Regions from separate parts of the Homo sapiens genome. Here all the other regions are linked to region 2. Evidence: chromatin contacts called from ENCODE Hi-C or POLR2A ChIA-PET data. All regions are on one chromosome and are shown on one strand. The core of a region is the stretch at or near the end of the contact, and the rest is flanking DNA. Distances in the headings are between cores, read along the strand shown. Region 1 has its middle 55 kb from the start of LINC03053. Region 2 has its middle 82 kb from the start of MIR1587. Region 3 has its middle 71 kb from the start of MIR1587.

Region 1 (3,044 bases), core at 335-2,834, 200 kb after region 2:
GAGACAGGGTTTCACCATATTGGCCAGGCTGGTCTCGAACTCCTGACCTTGTGATTCGCCTGCCTCGGCCTCCCAAAGTGCTGGGATTACAGGTGTGAGCAACAGCAACCAGCCTGGGGCAGGGTTTCTTAATCTTTGTCACCAAAAGGCGTTAACAGCCTTCTAAGGGTGTCAAGGTAGAGTCCAAAGTGGCACCTCAGCAGGCTGGGCACGTCTTGATGTACCATGTTTGGCATCGCTGTTCATGTCCATCTACATTCTATTCCATCAGAGGGCCCTGTGCTTGTTTGAATAGAAGAGCGACATTGACAATCACTTCAAATCCAATACAATTGATCCTCCAGGAAGCGCTGCCACCTTTACCCTGTAGTTTCAAGTGCCCTAACATCCCTGAAGAGACTGCAGAGTACAGGGACCCAGTCTAAAATCACAGAAGGCTGCCCCTACAGTCCTGTCCATTGCTGTTACGCTTCCTTCTCTGTTGTCACCCTTATCCCTGGGGGATTCCCAGCAGCTCTAAACTGAGGCAAGAAAGAGGGAGTGAGGGTTGGGGTGGGAGAACCACTCCTCTCACCTTGCTGCTTCATTCACAGCTCCCTCCTCCTCTTCCACCACCCCCACCCCCACAACCCCACTGCAGCCCAGAACAGAACTTGGCACATTCTAAAACTGAGTGGTTGCAGCTGCCACAGACGCCTGAGAGGAAGGGGTTAAAAACATCTTTCATCTCTCAGCAGTGCCTTTATATAGTCCATGTGTGACTCTGAATGGTTATGGCTTTATATATAGTGTGCTCTGTGTGGAGACAGAAAACACTGTAGTTAAGGGAACAAAGGCGGTTCTAGTCTAATGACCTGCTCTTATTTGTGGGGACCTCATCTCTAAAGGGCGGCCTTCAGGTGACATCTGCCATGTTGAGTGTATGCCTGAAGAATCACACCAATAAACACTGGAGATGCAAATACAAGAGAGGTAAGAACGTGCACAAATAAACTAAGGCCACTCATCCTGTTTATTGTTTCTAGAAAAAAGAAAGCACACGTTTCCCTTTGGATGTTTTCACACATAGCCAAACCTTAAAATGTCAACTTCTGCAAGGTATTTGACCTAAAAATAGTAAAATTTCTGTGTCATTTAAAAAGCCATTTAAAATGACAGACTTAAGCCTGATTTTTCAAACATACATCTGGAATGACAAACCGAAGTTGCATTATTTAGGGGCAGAGTCTTTGAAAGCAGCTGCTAGGCCTTCATTTTACTAAAATCTGCCTGTTCCTGTGGTTTCTCGTAGGTGACATCTGCTTGGATTTTTTGGACGACAGGTCTCTTCTTTGTCCCTTGGTGATTAAGAGAAACAGGAAAGAAAGAAGGAATAGCTCGGGGGAGGTGGAAGGAGCTGGCAGTAACATGATGGGAAACCACGCACCTTTGCATCTTAGATGATAGCCAGCCTCTGCTCCCTCTGGGGCACTAAAGGGCTCAGACCTACATTTACACACTGCTGCACTCAAAAGGAGCAAAGCCAGGAGTTCCAATCGAACCAACCTCGCTTGGCCAGAGAACGTCACATGCACCCTGGCAGGCAGGCAGGCAGGCCGCCAGAAGCTCGCGGTTTGTTTAGACAGCACAGGTCACTCCTGTCCACACCCAAGGCTGACGCGGCTTTATAAACACTGAGCACAGAGTGCGGTCTGTGCAGCAGCCCCATCAGAGACCTGCACTGCACCGGGGCAGGGCACTGAGGACAGGTTCAGTTGTGAGTTCAGAGGGAGCCACATTTCTTCACCCACTGGAAGAACTCAGCTTAAAACAAAGTGTGCCAGGAAAGGGCCCATTGGGGTCCCCTTAGCAGCCCCCACAAAGCCCTGGGAGCGCTGGACTGGGAAGCACGAGATGAAGGTTCAAATCTTACCACAGCTCGTAACTGGTTGTGTGACGTGGAGCAGGTCACTTGGAGCACACCTTTCTGAGCCTTCCTTTTCCAAATACAGAGCTTAGACTACTGGCTCCAAAAGTCTTATCGTTCTGGTGGATCATCAATTCACATTTATTCAATGTATGAATGAACAAATGAAGGAAGGAAGGAACTGAACCACCGAACAAATGAACAGCCTGAAATAGGGGTTCCCAGCCCAAGCCACCTCTGCCTTCCACCCAGCTCCGCACCGCACCCTTCACACCCTCTGCAACTCCCTGAAGGGAAAAGGAAAGCATTTGAAAAAGGCTTCCTACAAACGTGAATTCACAGTCACATTTTAAAAGCTCCAGCGCCAAAGCATCTCCCCAACCCCCCACTGCTTCGACCATTTACCTAAGGAGAAGCTCACCACCAGTTTCTCCGACTCCCTCATTCTGCCCTCAGCTTCCTGCGCTGGAGCCCCTGGGAATTCCGGCCCATAAGCTGCAGCCCCAAACCTTAGTGAAGAAACAAACGGGCTGCCCTCTCTCTCCTTGCACTTCACCAGTGGGTTCGTTTCAACGCCTGTGGGTGTATTTCAATGAGAACAACATGAAAACATGGGCGGATTCTTTTCTGTCTAAAAGAAAAAACCTGGACCAATAAGCTGAAGTAATAACAAAGCAGAATGTGGACATCTGCTCCCCGCCCTGAGCGACTCCCCACCTCGCATTTCCTGGGGCCTTGTCACACCCCCCAAGGCATGGATTGCCAAAGTCAAAATTAATTCCCCTACATTGACTGGGCATTGCAACCTGCTGATGTGTTGCTTGCGACTTATTTGTTCATTCATTAAACTAAAATGCAGTGAGCCCTTTCTAGGTGCAAGGCGCTGTGGAGGCTTCATTTTGAACAAGCCTTTTAGGAAGCCTGCGGTCTAATGGGAAGCCGAGACAAGCCCATTAATAACTGTGATACAGGAAGAAACGAGGCGAGGCATCAACCCAGGAAGTGCTGGGAAAGAATAAAAAGAACGTTTGTTTGTGTGGAGGTGGGGCTGGAAGTGCTGGTCAGGAAGGCTTCATGAAGGTGGTGGCGTTTCACCTGGGCAGTACAAGTCTGGGCAAGATTGCAACAAGCCTGACTG
Region 2 (2,814 bases), core at 76-2,575:
CTGGATTATAGGACACACAACAACAGATTACACAACAGGCACACAACAACAGATTACAGTGTGCAATTCTGAATTGGATCCTGAACCAGAGAAATATTTCTTTTCTTTTGTTTTGAAGGACATTAGTGGAGCAACTGACAGGATTTGAATAAGATCTGGGGATCAGGTAACATCTGTGTAAATATCTGTGTATATTTCCCAATTTTGATAAACCGTACTGTGGTTATTTAAGAGAACATCCTTGTTGTTTTTGTTTTTAGGAAATGCACCCTGAAATATTTCAGGGTTCAAGGAGCATCATGTCTAAAATTTAATCTCAAAAGCTTCAGGGAAAACAGAAATGTGTGTGTGTGGAGAAAGCACACAAAAATTGGTAAAAATGTTAACATTGGGGGAATCTGAGGAAAGTAGATTCAGGAAGTCTTGGCACTCCTTTTGCAAGTTTTCAAGTCTGTAATTATTTCAAAATCAAAAGTTTACAAAATAAAAATTAAGGCTGGGCACAGTGGCTCATGCCTGTAATCCCAGCACTTTGGGAGGCCGAGGCAGGTGGATCACCTGAGGTTAGGAGTTCAAGACCAGCCTGGCCAACATGGTGAAACCCCATCTCTACTAAAAATATAAAAAATTAGCCAGGTGTGGTGGTGGGTGCCTGTAATCCCAGCTACTCAAAAGGCTGAGGCAGGAGAATCTCTTGAACCCAGAAGGCAGAGGTTACAGTGACCCAAGATCATGCCACTACACTCCAGCCTGCGCTACCGAGTGAGACACCATCTCAAAATAAATAAATAAATAAATAAAAATAAAGTCCACTCTGGCTGCCGGGTGGAGCATAAATATTGGGGGAGGGGCAGCATCAGGAGAGGTAGGACCAAGGATGGCCTAGGGTGCCGTGCTAGGAGGAGACAGGGCCAAGGCCTTAGAGTGTACAGAAATCAGGACCAACAGGCTTTCCATCTTAGGAAAGCCACTCTGTCCCCCACCATGCTGCTAACAACGGACCCAGCCAGTGCCCACCAAATGGCTCCTGCAGCCTTCCTTTGCAGCCACACTGAAAAGCGATCAAATGTGAAATCCCAGGGAGGCCAGAGCAATGCGGCCAGCACTCAGCTCCGGGAGGCTGGTCAGGGAAGGGAGAGATTGGCTGCAGCCCCTGCTGCCCTGTCACCTGTATCCACGAGTGTCCCCCACTGTCTGTTGCCCCCTTGGCCGGCCTCAGCCCCTCAGGAAATAAGACTCTCCAGGCCCCAGCAGGCCTTTTGACCCAAGCCGGGGCAGCCGGGGCTCAGTTCTGAAAGAATAAAGGAACAGGCTTTCTCAGGGGGCTGCCCCTCCTCGGCCTGGTGCAGGGGACACGTGGCACAGCCAGCAAGGCTGTCTAAACAAGCAGGGGTTGAGCTGCACACCAGGCGCCACGCTCATTAAACTGGGGGCCAGCCGCAGGGCTAATCAGCCAAGCGCCTCCAGACACCGTAGTCTTGCAGGTGGATGGTGCCCCTCTGGCCTGCACACGTCTCAGTGGAGGCCGGGTAGTCTCAGGATCCCGGACAAACGAGCCAGAAAAGCCTCCTTCTCCCACCCTACTCCATCATGCGCAGAAACCAACAGTACTGTGGGGGAAGGACAGAGGGAGGTTTACACTCCCCACACGATCGCCTTTGGGAAGGGAACTCTGATGGACTCCCTCCCCTGCTAGGCAGTTCACCATCAGACACCCACAGCCTGCTTTGCTGGATTAGAGGCAGCAAAAAAAGGAGGCCAAAATGTAGTCATGCTGATAGATTGCTATCAGCAGGCCCATAGGAGAGCCTGTTCCTTTATTCTTCTGAACTCTTTCATGGAGACGCCGCCGGCTCAGGCATGGTGACTCAGACGCTCCAGAATTCGGAGCAGCCAGGACCATGGGTCTGGGTGGGGACGTCAGCCTGTGTGTCAGGCCCAGCCCTGGCACCCAGCCAGCTGGGAGGCTGGGAGGCTGGAGGTTTGCAGGCTCATAAAAAGAAATCGCTTGTTCCTCTGCCAGACAAGAATGAGCCAGGTCCGGCGGAGAGAGAAGAAAAGCACTGCTGCTGTGGGATATTCATGCCCAAGATAGTGTCCTTCTGCAGCTCTGGAGGCTGACAAAGATCTGCTTCTTCGGAGCAGGCAGCAGCCACATCAGGGAAGAACTGCACCTCTGACCCACTTGCCGGTGACCCAGTTGCAGGAGAGGAAACTGGGGCGCCAGGAGATGGGATGACTTAGCCCCAGGTCCCCCACGAATGCCTGCCCCCCGACTTCCCTATGGCAGGGTGGACACTGGGAAATCTGAGGACACAAAGAAATGATAACCCATGCCTTCCAAGTTAGTCCGGCCCCTCAGGCGTGAGTGCTCATGCGTTTTGCCCAGACTGGGGCAAGCCTTAGATGTTTTCATATTTTTCAGAATCTCTCTTCTTGACTTGAAATGGCACGGCCAAAAGCATTGTTTCTCAAAGAAGCTACGGATGTAGGACCAGTCTTGTTTGTGTTTGTTTGTTAATTAATTCCAATCCGTTATGGACAGATACTTCTGTAAAGTACAATAAAAATGATTTGCTGGAAAAATGAAGCAGAAAAAAACACAACATAAAACACAAGCCCAAACCTCTACGGTTAGATTTAACAAACACACACATACTCTGTTGACTTGCTATAAAAGTTTCTAAACACTTGCTCCCAGTTTCTGTACTTAGCTCACTGAGGACAGGTGCCAGACAGCTGTGGACTGGCACTCACCCACCGAGCACACTTCAAGTAGCGGCGGCAAAAAGTCAAGGTCAAAGCAGATGGGTT
Region 3 (2,700 bases), core at 156-2,655, 150 kb after region 2:
TCTTGAAGCAAAGAAAGTTCTAGTCCCCAGTCTGAGACCCATTCTGTCTCTCCATCCCCAAGTGATGACACAACCCCTTCGTTCTCAAAGATCTGTTTAAATATGTAGGTGGTCTTGCTTGAGTCAACTGGTTTTTATGTCAGCATTGACCTCAGTCCTGAGATCCTAGATTGCCCAGCTGGCAGAGCACTGGAGGGTAGAGCTCGCTGCAAGTGAGGCCAGCCCACCCCCAGCCTTCTGATGGGCCACTGAGGCCACCCCGTTGGGCTGGTCATCTGCAGCCGGTGTCCTCTCCTGACCTCTGCTCTAATCTCAAGGGCACCCTTTATTTAGACACCACAGTCCAGCCTGAGCCTCAAGTCCTCGATTCATTGGCTGGACATGAGCCAGGGACAGCCACAGGCTGGCTCCAGAGGGCTCCCCAAAAGAGGCCACAGAGGCCCCAGGAGGCAGGCTCTGGCCGAGCTGGAACAGAGAACGGAGGTTTAAATTTCCGAGGCCTCAGTTCGAATTCCAGCTCTCTCACTGGCGATGACCTTGATCCGTGGGGTAACTTCCCTGAGCCTGGTGCCTGCATCAATCAAATGGAAGAGGAGAAGACCACGTGAACGTGGAGCAGAGTGAGATGCAAAGATGCTGGCCTTGACGTTTGTAGTGATTAGTGAGGCAGCCACAAGCCAAGGAAGGCCAGCAGCCACCAGAAGCCAGAAGAGGCAAGGAACAGATTTTTCACTGGATTCTCATGAGAAAGTATGGCCCAGTGAAACTGACTTCAGGCTTCTAGCTTCCAGAACCATAAGAGAATATATTCCTACTGTTTTAAGCCACCAAATTGTGGTCATTTGTTATAGGCAGCCATAGGAAGCTAAGACAGAATTTACAAAGGGCCTCCGGGAGACCTCTGTGAAATGGTACTAGATATTGACTTGTATTATCTTAATGGGCCCTGACAACGAGCTTTTAAGGTAGTGGGCAAGGCAAGCCTTGTCAGTGTTTTACTGATTAGGAAATGGAGGCTCTGAGAAATTAAGTGTCTTGTTCGAGGTCACATGTTGTTTGGTGGCAGAGCTGGGACTGGAACAGAGGTGACCCAGAGCCTGGTGCTGGTCCCTTTCCACCACCCGCCATGCCCTGTGCCCACCCTCCCTCCTCTGACCAAGTCTAAGCAAGTGGAAAGGAGGGCTTGGCCTCCAGTGGGAGCTTAGCAAGGCCTCTCAAGGGCCTGGAAGACAAGGGGACCCTTCTCTAGCCCCCTGCCTGGCCCTGGGTGTTTGCATTTGGACATGTGCTGTGGCAGAGGCATCACGGGGGCACTGGATGCTCCATCTGGAGTTACGTCTCTTCTCCTAGAGGAAAGGGAATCCAGGGACATGAATTCTCTCTCAGTGACTCACCTCTGAGCCCTGTCAGGTCTCCCCGGGCCTCAGATTCCTCTGTGGTGACATGGAAATAATAACAGGGCCGCCCCCTCCTTGAGGAGCTGTGGAATTAGAGAATGAGCCTGCACAGAAATGCCCACGGTGAGTCGATTACCCAGTTCCGCTCTCCTCTGGCCCAAGCGGTGGCCCCGAGAGTCCCCTGGAACAGGAGGGCCTCAGGGAAATTTGCCAGGGGCACCACACAGAGAGCACGCCAGGGAGGCGTTGCTCAATCTCTCACCCACGTGGGCCCCAGGGAAAGCCCGCAGCCCAGCCATGACTCCTGAACTGCCCTGAGAGCCTGGGACAGGCTCGCACTGCGCTCACTCATCCTCTCTGTCTCTCTCTCTCTCTCATGCTTTTCCTTTATTTTCTCATGCTTTCCCTCTCTTGTGCCCACACTCCAGAAATATGTTTCCCATCCCCTCATTTCCCTGCATTCTCTGTCCTCCTCCTCCCGTCCTCCTTGCTTGCTGGCTTTCACTTACTCTCTTCTTCTCCCTGGTGCTCTGTTCCCCGCTCTGTGCCCTCTTTCATGCCCCCTGTCCATCACCCCGCCACTCTCTTGCTGTCTCGGCTTACTCTCTCCTGCTTGCCCTCTTGCTGCCTTACTTTCCTCTCTTGCCCTCTCACTCTCTGACTCTTCCGTGCTCTCTGCTGCCCTGGACCCTCCATGGCCCCCACCCCCGCCCTGGGATCAGGCTGAGGCCAGGCTTCCGCTGAGCTTCCCTCCTTGCTTCACCTCTTCCCTGCCGCGCTGCTGCCCTCGCTCTCTCGCTGGCTTCTCCTGCAAGGACTTGCTCCATAAAGCACTCACACGGGACTTCCCCCTCAGGCTCTGCTTCTAGAGAATTCTTTCTTTTTTTTTTTTTTGAGTCGGAGTTTCACTCTTGTTGCCCAGGCTGGAGTGCAGTGGCACGATCTTGGCTCACTGCTGCAACCTACGCCTCCCGGGTTCAAGCGATTCTCCTGCCTCAGCCTCCCAATAACTGGGATTACAGGTGTGTGCCACCACGCCCAGCTAATTTTTGTGTTTTTAGTAGAGCGGGGTTTCACCATGTTGGCCAGGCTGGTCTCCAACTCCTGACCTCAAGTGATCCACCCACCTTGGCCTCCCAAAGTGCTGGGATCACAGTCATGAGCTACCGCACCTTGCCCTGGAGAATTCTTACCTAAGATACCCTGGTAGGTTCTAGAGAAGGAAAATCAGGAAAGATGTGCCTGCCCTGCCTTCCAAGAGCTTCTGGCCTGGGAGGAGAAGCATCCTGAAGGAGAATACAGG

The links. A loop is a pair of places that touch in the nucleus more often than their neighbours do. ChIA-PET counts read pairs that join two places held with the same protein, here RNA polymerase II (POLR2A). Pooled maps may share reads with other maps.
Region 1: a loop to region 2 is called in a map of MCF 10A, with 2.8 times the contacts of the local background. The contact joins two enhancer-like sites. A Hi-C loop is called at or near these places in 2 of 168 maps with a recorded cell type or tissue (Caco-2 and MCF 10A). POLR2A ChIA-PET finds 5 or more read pairs at or near these places in 1 of 52 experiments (A549).
Region 3: a loop to region 2 is called in a map of ascending aorta, with 4 times the contacts of the local background. The contact joins two enhancer-like sites. A Hi-C loop is called at or near these places in 5 of 168 maps with a recorded cell type or tissue (ascending aorta, chondrocyte, endothelial cell of umbilical vein and 2 more) and 6 of 50 pooled maps. POLR2A ChIA-PET finds 5 or more read pairs at or near these places in 2 of 52 experiments (AG04450 and PC-3).

Annotation. Positions count from the first base shown.
Region 1 is chrX:39,952,452-39,955,495 of GRCh38, forward strand. No RefSeq gene overlaps it. Among named protein-coding and RNA genes, the nearest start is that of LINC03053, 55 kb to the right of the region's middle. RefSeq lists a silencer at 1,479-1,707. Within about 2 kb of position 1,585, at least 4 of the 41 ENCODE cell types and tissues checked have a DNase peak (open chromatin) inside an H3K27ac peak, as active enhancers do.
Region 2 is chrX:39,753,931-39,756,744 of GRCh38, forward strand. No RefSeq gene overlaps it. Among named protein-coding and RNA genes, the nearest start is that of MIR1587, 82 kb to the right of the region's middle. RefSeq lists an enhancer at 761-1,710. Within about 2 kb of position 1,326, at least 16 of the 41 ENCODE cell types and tissues checked have a DNase peak (open chromatin) inside an H3K27ac peak, as active enhancers do; they include endothelial cell of umbilical vein, where a contact is called at or near this core.
Region 3 is chrX:39,906,891-39,909,590 of GRCh38, forward strand. No RefSeq gene overlaps it. Among named protein-coding and RNA genes, the nearest start is that of MIR1587, 71 kb to the left of the region's middle. RefSeq lists enhancers at 587-1,786, 1,195-1,891, 1,265-1,559. Within about 2 kb of position 1,406, at least 14 of the 41 ENCODE cell types and tissues checked have a DNase peak (open chromatin) inside an H3K27ac peak, as active enhancers do; they include endothelial cell of umbilical vein, where a contact is called at or near this core.